2 separate regions of the Homo sapiens genome follow, and region 2 is linked to region 1. Evidence: read pairs that join two places in POLR2A ChIA-PET (ENCODE). Cell type or tissue: HepG2. All regions are shown on one strand. Region 1 overlaps MTRFR (mitochondrial translation release factor in rescue). Region 2 overlaps DIABLO (diablo IAP-binding mitochondrial protein).

Region 1 (5,000 bases):
TTGGTGGGTTCTTGGTCTTGCTGACTTCAAGAATGAAGCCACGGACCCTCATGGTGAGTATTACAGCTCTTAAAGATGGTGTGTCCAGAGTTTGTTCCTTCAGATGTTCAGATGCATCCAGAGTTTCTTCCTTCTGGTGGGTTTGTGGTCTCGCTGACTTCAGGAGTGAACCTGCAGACCTTCGCAGTGAGTGTTGCAGCTCTTAAAGGCAGCACAGACCCAAGGAGTGAGCAGCAGTAACATTTACCACAAAGACCAAAAGAACAAAGCTTCCACAGTGTGGAAGGTGACCCGAACGGGTTGCACTGCTGGCTCAGGCAGCCTGCGTTTATTCCCTTATCTGACCCCACCCACATCCTGCTGATTGGTCCATTTTACAGAGAGCTGATTGGCCCATTTTACAGACAGCTGATTGGTCTGTTTTGACAGGGTGCTGATTGGTGCGTTTATAAACCTTGAGCTAGACACAGAGTGCTGACTGGTGCATTTACAATCCTTTAGCTAGACACAAAAGTTCTCCAAGTCCCTAGATTTAGCTAGACACAGCACTGATTGATGTGTTTACAAACCTTCAGCTAGACACAGAGTGCTGATTGGTGCATTTACAATCCTTTAGCTAGACACAAAAGTTCTCCAAGTCCCCACTAGATTAGCTAGACATAGAGCACTGATTGGTGCATTTACAAACCTTGAGCTAGACACAGGGTGCTGATTGGTGTATTTACAAACCTTGAGCTAGACACAAAGTGCTGACTGGTGTATTTATAAACCTTTAGCTAGACATAAAAGTTCTCCAAGTCCCCACCCGACTCAGGAGTCCAGCTAGCTTTGCCTACTGGATCCCATGCTGGGGCCGTGGGTGGAGCTGCCTGCTAGTCCCACACCATGCCCCCGCACTCCTCAGCCCTTGGGCGGTCAATGGGACTGGTTGCAGAGCAGGGGGCGGCGCCCGTCCGGGAGGCTCTGGCCATGAGGGAGCAGGGCAGGGGGAGGGGGGGACTCAGGCATGGCGGGTTGCAAGTCCCACGCCCTGCTCCACGGGGAGGCAGCTGAGGCCCAGCGAGAATTCAAGCACAGCCCGGGTGAGCTGGCAGTGCTGGGGGACCCGGCACACCCTCCACAGCTGCTGGCCGGGGTGCTAAGCCCCTCACTGCCTGGGGCCGGCGGCACCAGCCGGCCACTCCTAGGTCGGGGCCCGCCAAGCCCTCACTGGCCCGCGAGCTCTCCCTCCACACCTCCCCACAAGCGGAGGGAGCCCGCTTTGGCCTTGGCCAGTCCAGAGAGGGGCTTCCACAGTGCAGCGGCGGGCTGAAGGGCTCCTCAAGCACAGCCAGAGTGGATGCCGAGGCCAAGGAGGCGCCGAGAGCGAGTGAGGGCTACTAGCACATTGTCACCTCTCATTTGGATAACCTGATGACAATATGCCTAGATGAAGATCTTTTTGCAATGGATTTCTCAGGTGTTCTTTGTGCTTCTCGTATTTGGATGTCTAGGTCTCTAGCAAGGCCGGGGAAGTTTTCCTCGATTATTCCCCCAAATATGTTTTCCAAGCTTTTAGATTTCTCTTCTTCCTCAGGAACACCAATTATTCTTAGGTTTGGTCGTTTAACACAATCCCAGACTTCTTGGAGGCTTTGTTCATATTTTCTTATTCTTTTTTGTCTTTGTTGGATTGGGTTAATTTGAAGACCTTGTCTTCGAGCTCTGAATTTCTTTATTCTACTTGTTGAATTCTATTGCTGAGACTTTCCAGAGCATTTTGCATTTCTAAAAATGTGTCCAAAGTTTCCTGAATTTTTTATTGTTTTTTCTTTAAGCTATCTATTTCCCTGAGTGATTTCTCCCTTCACTTCTTGTATCATTTTTTGGATTTCCTTACATTGGGCTTCACCTTTCTCTGGTCCTTCCCTGATTAATAACTAACCTCCTGAATTCTTTTTCAGGTAAATCAGGTATTTCTTCTTGGTTTGGATCCATTGCCAGTGAACTAGTATGTTTTTTGGGGGGTGTTGAAGCGTCTTGTTTTGTCATATTACCAGGGTTTGTTCATTTGGGTAGGCTCTGTCAGAGGGAAGGTCTAGGGCTGAAGGCTGTTCAGATTCTTTTGTCCCATGGGGTGTTCTCTTCATGTAGTACTCTGCCCCTTTTCCTATGGATGTGGCTTCCTATGAGCCAAACTTGCAGTGATTGTTGTCTCTCTTCTGGGTCTAGCCACCCAGCGAATCTTCCCAGTTCCAGGCTGGTACTGGAGGTTATCTGCAGAGTCCTGTGATGTGAACCATCTATGGGTCTCTCAGCCATGGCTACCAGTGCCTGTTCGGTGGAGGTGGCAGAGGGTACAATGGAGCTTTGGTGGGTTAATGGTCTATTTTTTTTGCTGGTTGGCCTCCTGCCAGGAGGTGGTCCTTTCCAGAAAGCATCAGCTGTGGTAATATGGGGAGGAACCAGCAGTGGGCGGGGCCCTAGAACTCCCAAGATTTATTTGCCCTTTGTCTTCCTGCCAGGGTGCATAGGGAAGGACCATCAGGTGGGGGTGGAGCTAGGCGTGTCTGAGCTCAGACTCTCCTTGGGCGGGTCTTGCTGCGGCTGCTGTAGGGAATGTGGGTGAGATTCCCAGGTCACTGGAGTCGTGTACCTAGGAGAGTTATGGCTGCCTCTGCTGAGTCATGCAGGTTGTCAGGGAAGTGGGGGAAAGCTGGCAGTCACAGGCCTCACCCAGCTCCCACACAAACCCAAGGGCCGGTCTTACTCCCACCGTGTTCCCCCACAACTGCCCCGAGTCTGTTTCCAGGCAGAGGGTGAGACTGGCTTGAAAATTTGCCCCAAGGCTGTGCCCCTCCCAGCAGCGAAAGAAAAGGGCTGTAGTTCTTCCCCCACCTGTGAAGTCTGCATGCTGGATTCGTGCAGTTGCCCAAGTTCTGGCCAGGAGGCTTCTCACCCTGTTTAAATTGTTACGAAGTTCGACTAGAGAATTCTTCTCCCTGTGGAGTTTTATCCCTTGCTCCTCTGGCCACCCTCCCGATGGATCCCTGTGGTGCCAGGCAGGAATGGGCCTTCTGGGGACCCAGCGAGCTCCCACGGCCTTTCTGCTGCTTCCTCTACCCCTGTAGTTCGCTCTGCTGAGTCTGACTTAGCTCCAGGTAAAGTTGGAAATTTCTCCTGCAAACAGACCTTCAGCCTCTCCAGTGGGGGGGTGTGTGTTCGGGAGAGGAGGATCTCCCTTTCCCACTTCCACAGTTGGGGCACTCACAGTATTTGGGGGTCTCCCGGGCCCTGCAGGAGCAATCCGCTTCCTTCAGAGGGTCTGTGGGTCCTCTCAGGATTGCTGGTTTGTTCTTGCAGTTGATCTAGAGCTAAAATTCACAATGCAAGCCTCTGCATGCTGCTCTGTCTGAAGCTACAATCTAGTCCTGCCTCCTGTCTGCTATGATCCCAGGAGCTCCCATGCAAATAAATTATGATCACAAGGTCCCAAAATAGGCTGTCTAGAGCTGAGGAGCAAGGAGAGCCAGTCTGAGTCCCAAAACTGAAGAACGTGGAGTCTGATGTTCAAGGGCAGGGAGCATCCAGCACTGGAGAAAGATGTAGGCAGAGAGTCTAGGCCCATCTCATCTGTCTTTTAATATCTTCTCTAACTAACCTGTAAGCTCCAAGAAGACAGTCCAGCTCTTTTTCATCTCATGTCCCTTACTGTACCTAACAAGGACCTTATTAAAAGTTGACTGGCTGGATGCAGTGGCTCACGCCTGTAATCCCAGAACTTTGGGAGGCTGAAGCAGGTGGATTACTTGACCTTAGGGAGTTCAAGACCAGCCTGGGCAATATGGCGAAACCCCATCTCTACAAAAAGTAATTACTCAGATGTGGTGGTGTCTGCCTGTAGTCTTCACCTACTAGGGAGCCTGAGGTGACAGAATCGCCTGACCCTGGGGAAGTCAAGGCTGCAGTGAGCTGTGATCGCGCCACTGCAGTCCAGCCTGGGCGACAGAGTGGGACTCTGTCTCAAAAAAAAAAAAAAAATTAGTTGACTTGGTAGTTCCAACGATGAGTACCAGTTGGACCACGTTGTTGGCAGTGCGTCCAGGGAACAGATGTTCACATTCAAATCCATGAAACTGGAAACAAAAAACAACAATCATGACATTGATTGATAGTGATGTTTACTATGTCAGACTGTTTAAGCTCAGCTATAAAATAGACTACTCAGCCCTGGGTGGGGGTGGGGGGTGGCTCACACTTGTAATCCCAGCACTTTGGGAGGCCGAGGTGGGCAGATCACCTGAGGTCAGGAATTCGAGACCAGCCTGGCCAACATGGTGAATCCCCGCCTCTACTAAAAATACAAAAATTAGCCGGGTGTGGTGGCACACGCCTGTAATCCCAGCTACTCAGGAGGCTGAGGCAGGAGAATCACTTGAACCTGGGAGGCGGAGGTTGCAGTGAGCCAAGATCGCGCCATCGCACTCCAGCCTGGGCGACAGAGCGAGATTCCGTCTCAAAAAATAAAATAGACTCTCATACTGTCATCTTTACATTTTGATTTCAGAGATTCTCAAACATTTAAATACTGGCACTTGACCCAGATCCTAATTTTTGCTTGATGCACTATTTACCTGTATCAAATTACAGTCCGTTCCTTTGAATTTTTTTTTTTTTTTTTTTTTTTTTTTTTTTTTTTTTGAGACACTGTCTCGCTCTGTTGTCCAGGCTGGAGTGCAGTGGCTCTGCCTCAGCCTCCCGAGTAGCTGGGATTACAGGCACCCACCACCAAGCCCGGCTAATTTTTGTATTTTTAGTAGAGATAGTTTCATCATCTTGGCCAGGCTGGTCTTGAACTCCTGACCTTGTGATCCACCTGCCTCGGCCTCCCAAAGTGCTTGGATTACAGGTGTGAGCCACCATGCCCGGCCTGAATTTCACACTCAAAACCTCTCCTTTCTGAGAAAACAGCACCCCCGGGTGCTTGGAAGATATTTTTGGTCTATTGCAAGAAAATATGT
Region 2 (5,000 bases), 1.0 Mb before region 1:
GGTTCACGCCATTCTCCTGCCTCAGCCTCCTGAGTAGCTGGGACTACAGGTGCCCACCACCATGCCTAATTTATTTATTTATTTTTTTTATTTTAGTAGAGACGGGGTTTCACCACGTTAGCCAGGATGGTCTTGATCTCCTGACCTCGTGATCCACCCGCCTTGGCCTCCCAAAGTGCTGGGATTACAGGCGTGAGCCACCGCGCCCAGGTGATATATCAACTTTTTAAATGATTTTGTTGTCTCTTCCTTTTGTCACCTGGTACAAAATTTACTGTGTGTCTTAGAAGAGTATGTAAATTTAGAGGGAGGGGGCAAAGTTTTATATTTAGTATATATACATTTGTTAGGTGTTTAAAAACCACTCTGCAAAACCAGCCTGGGAAACTTAGCAAAACTCTGTTTCTACTAAAAATAAAAAAATTAGCTGGGGCATGGTGGTGTGCACCTGTAATCCCAGCTACTGGGGAGGCTAAAGTGGGGAGGATCACTTGAGTCCAGGAGGTTGAGACTACAGCAAGCTATGATCTATGATCCCACCACAGCATTCCCGCATGGACCCTGTCTCTCTCACACACACAAATCTGATTTTCCTTTGTTTAGTTAAAAGTAAAAAAAAAAAAAAAAAAAAAAAAAAAAAAAAAAAATCACAGACGGGCACAGTGGCTCACGCCTGTAATCCCAGCACTTTGGGAGGCTGAGGCAGGTGGACTGCCTTAGCTCAGGAGTTCGAGACTAGCCTGGGCAACATGGTGAAACCCCATCTCTACCAAAAAATAAAAAAGATTAATCGGGCGTGGTGGTGACTGCCTGTGGTCCCAGCTACTCAGGAGGCTGAGACAGGATTGCTTGACCCTGGGAGGCAGAAGTAACGGTGAGCCAAGATCAAGGAACTGCACTCCAACCCGGGTGACAGAGTGAGACCCTGTCTCCAAAATAAAAAACAATCACACTGAGCTGGGTGCAGTGGCTCAGCTCACGCCTGTGATCCTAGCACTCTGGCAGGCCAAGACGGGAGGATCACTTGAGCCCATGAGTTCAAAATCAGCCTGGGGAACATAACAAGACACCAACTCTTAAAAAAAAAAAAGAAAATTAGTTGGGCTGCTTGGGACGCTGAAATGGGAAGATGGCTTGAGCCCAGGTCAAGGCTGCAGTAAGCTGTGATCATGCCATTACACTCCAGCCTGGGCAACAGAGCAAGACCCTGTCTCCAAAACAAATTCTGTTCTAATCCTTAATAGCTTTAATAGCTTTAATTTTTTTGGTTGTCTTGACCTGCAAGCGTGCTCAGAAAATTGAGTATTACACACATCTCAGATCTCCTTGTAATTCTATCAGTTTTTGCCTCATTAAGTACATTTCATGATTGATAATGTCTTAATGAATTGTTCTGTCCTACTGATTACTTTTTATCTTGAATTCTTTGATTTAGCTAGTTTTAGCTAAATTTTGGAACACAATCTAAACGTGTCATTTAATAAGTTTATTTTTACTGCAATCACTGATGTTTGAAATTATTCCTATAATTTTTTTTTTTTTTTTTTAAATTACAGATGGAGTTTTGCCATGTTGGCCAGGCTGGTCTCGAACTCTTGACCTCAGCTGATCCATCTGACTTGGCCTTCCAAAGTGCTGGGATCATAGGTGTGAACTACTGCACGTGGCCCAATTTTGTATTTTCTAATTGACGGGTTTTCTTTTTAAACCTTTCCTGCCTCAACTGGAGCTACCAAGTTTCCTCCCACTCCTACTAATTCTCTTTGCAGTGTTTAACAATGTCTAATGTCAATGTGCTTAGCATGTTTTCACTTTCCCAAATTTAAAAACTTGTTTTACACTCAGAACTTTTGAAAAAAAATCTTAGTAGCTTCTCTCAAAACTGATTTTTCCTTCTTCATAGTTCTTCCAGAAAGTGTATACAGGTGGTACTTTGAGTCTATGTCTGAGGATATCTTTTATTCTCACTTTTTGATGGTAGTTGGCTATACATAAAATCCTAGGTTATGGATTTATCGTCACCTCTAGTGTTGCGGAGAAGATGCCTGATGTTTGATTCTACTTCCTTTGTAGGTAATCTATTTTTTCTTAGTAGCTTTTGGGATTTTGCTCTGAATCTTTTTGTTATGCTGTTACTTTATTGTTCGCTTATTTATTTATTTTTGTTTTTTTTTTTGAGATGGAGTCTTGCTCTGTTGCCCAGGGTGGAGTGCAGTGGTGTGATCTCTGCTCACTGCAAGCTCTGCCTCCCAGGTTCACGCCATTCTCCTGCCTCAGCCTCCCGAGTAGCTGGGACTACAGGCACCCGCCACCACACATAGCTAATTTTTTTGTATTTTTAGTAGAGACGGGGTTTTACCATGTTAACCAGGATGGTCTTTATCTCCTGACCACATGATCCGCCCACCTCAGCCTCCTAAAGTGCTGGGATTACAGGCGTGAGCCACTGCGCCCGGCCATTTTTTTGTTTTTAAGACAGGGTCTTGCTTTGTCAACCAGGCTGGGGTACACTGGCCTGATCATGGCTCACTGCAGCCTCGACCTCCAGGGCCCAAGTGATCCTCTCACCTCAGCCTCCCAAGAAGCTGGGACTACAGGCGCCCATCACCATGCCTGGCTAATTTTTTTGTAGAGACAGGGTTTCATCGTGTTGTCAAGTCTGGTCTCGAACTCCTGAGCTCAAGTGATCCACCTGCTTAGGCATCCCGAAGTGCTGGGATTACAACAGGTATGAGCCACTGCACCTGGACCAGATTTTTGGTTAAAAAAGTGAAATCATAAGGCCGTGCACAGTGTCTCATGTCTGTAATCCCAGCAGTTTGAGAGGCCAAGGCGGGTGGATCACTTGAGCTCAGGAGTTCAAGACCAGCCTGGACAACATGGCAAAATCCTGTCTCTACCGGAAACATATAATCCCAGCTACCTGGGAGACTGACATGGTAGGATCGCTTGAGCCCAGAGGCTAAGGCTGTAGTAAGCAGTGAGCCATGATTGTGCCACTGTACTCCAGCCTGGTAACAGAGTAAGACCTTGTCTCAGGGAAAAAAAAAAAAAAAATTCCGTTTACAACTTTGTTAGCCCTTTCTATGAGTTCTAGGAAAATGTCTACTTTTCTCAAATAATGCTTATACATCCCCTCCTTTTCTCCTTCTAGATATTCTCCTTTTCTCCTTCTAGATATAAGCATATCCTCCTGTTCACTGCACCTAGAAATCCTCTGCCATGTTTGTGTGGCACAACTATAATGCTGCTTCCACACTTCCGTTGTTTCATTCTTGTTCCAAATCTCTGATCCCTCAGGATCACTACTTTTTCTCAGGATCACTACTTTTTCTGGGCCAAGCGCAGTGGCTCATGTCTGTAATCCCAGCACTTTGGGAGGCCGAGGCAGGCAGATCACCTGAGATCAGGAATTCAAGACCGGTCTGGCCAACATGGTGAAACTCCGTCTCTACTAAAAATAAAAAAATTAGCCAGGCATGGTGGCAGGCGCTTCCAAGCCCAACTACTCAGGAGGCAGAGGCAAGAGAATTGCTTGAAGCAGGGAGGTGGAGGTTGCAGTGAGCTGAGTTCACACCACTGCACTCCAGCCTGGGGGATGGAATGAGACTGTCTCAAAAAAACAAACAAACAAAAAAACTAACAACAACAAAAAAAACCTTCTAAAAGAATTATTTTTTGTTTTTCAGTATGATGACACAACACTTACCTTAAAAAATGTTTTATATCTTTTCTTTGAGATGGGGTCTCACTCTGTTGCACAGGCTGGAGTGCAATGATCTCACCTCACTGCAACCTCTGCCTCCCAGGCTCAAGTGATCCTCCTATCTTACCCTCCCAAGTAGCTGGGATTGCAGGTGTGAGCCACCACACCCAGCCCTTTGTATCATTTTTAAGATTTGATGATTGAGAACCCTAGCCTGCTAATCTTGACATCAGAAAACAAGAGTATGTTTTAATATAACAATTTCTTTTTTGAGACAGGGTCTAGCTCTTTTGCCTAGGATGGAGTGCACAGGCATGATCATAGCTCACTGCAGCCTTGAGCTCCTGGGTTCAAGCAATCCTCCCACCTCTGCCTCCCGAGTAGCTGGGACTACAGGCGAGCGCCAATACGCCCAGCTAATTTTTGTATTTTTGGTAGAGATGGGGTTTCACTGTGTTGCCCTTGAACTCCTGGGCTCCAGCAATCTGCCTGCCTTGGCTTCCCAAAGACACGCGTTGAGTCCCTGTGCCTGACTCATCCCAGTTTCTTTTTTTTTTCTTGAGACAGAGTCTTGCTCTGTCACCAAGGCTTGAGGTGCAGTGGAGCCATCTAGGCTCACTGCAGCCTCCACCCCCTGGGTTCAAGCCATTCTCCTGCACAGGCGTGTGCCACTACACCTGGCTAATTTTTGTATTTTTAGTAGAGACAGGGTTTCACCACGGTGGCCAGGGTAGTGTCAAACTCTTGACCTCAAGTGACCCACCTCAAGTGATCCGCCCTCCTTGGCCCCCCAAAGTGCTGGGATTATAGGCATGAGCCACTGCAACCAGTTTCTTAATAAGAACTAGTACTAAGCTATAACTTTGGTGAGCCGGCTGGGTGCGGTGGCTCGCACCTGTAATCCCAGCACTTTGAGAGGCTGAAGTGAGGAACAACATGACGAAACCTGCCTCTACTAAAAATACAAAAATTAGCCAGGCGTGGTGGTGCATGCTTGTAATCGGGAGGCTGAGGCAGGAAAATTGCTTGAACTGGAGAGGCAGAGGTTGCAGTGAGCTGAGAAAGTGCTACCACTGCAGCCTGGGCACCAAGAGTGAAACTCTGTCTCAAAAAAAAAAAAATTTGGCCGGACACAGTGGCTCATGCCTGTAATCCCAGCACTTTGGGAGGCCAAGGCGGGTGGATCACCTGAGGTCAGGAGTTCAAGACCAGCCTGGCCAACATGGCAAAACCCCTTCTCTATTAAAAATACAAAAACTATTCTCTATTAAAAATACAAAAACTAGCTGGGCGT

What was found. ChIA-PET counts read pairs that join two places held together with the same protein. Peaks named below come from ENCODE experiments on the same cell type or tissue, not always from the same donor. Only the 100,000 strongest peaks of a DNase experiment are listed, where the experiment ranks them.
Region 2: POLR2A ChIA-PET joins it to region 1 with 5 read pairs; 5 of 35 experiments call an interaction of 5 or more read pairs at or near these places.

The regions. Positions count from the first base shown.
Region 1 is chr12:123,248,428-123,253,427 of GRCh38, forward strand. All of the region lies in intron 1 of MTRFR (mitochondrial translation release factor in rescue), which reads left to right. Among named protein-coding and RNA genes, the nearest start is that of MTRFR, 17 kb to the left of the region's middle. RefSeq lists an enhancer at 2,153-2,942. In HepG2, no CTCF peak of the experiment used is centred here; a DNase peak (open chromatin) is centred at 2,534.
Region 2 is chr12:122,210,467-122,215,466 of GRCh38, forward strand. All of the region lies in intron 5 of DIABLO (diablo IAP-binding mitochondrial protein), which reads right to left. Among named protein-coding and RNA genes, the nearest start is that of B3GNT4, 9.3 kb to the left of the region's middle. In HepG2, no CTCF peak of the experiment used is centred here; no DNase peak of the experiment used is centred here.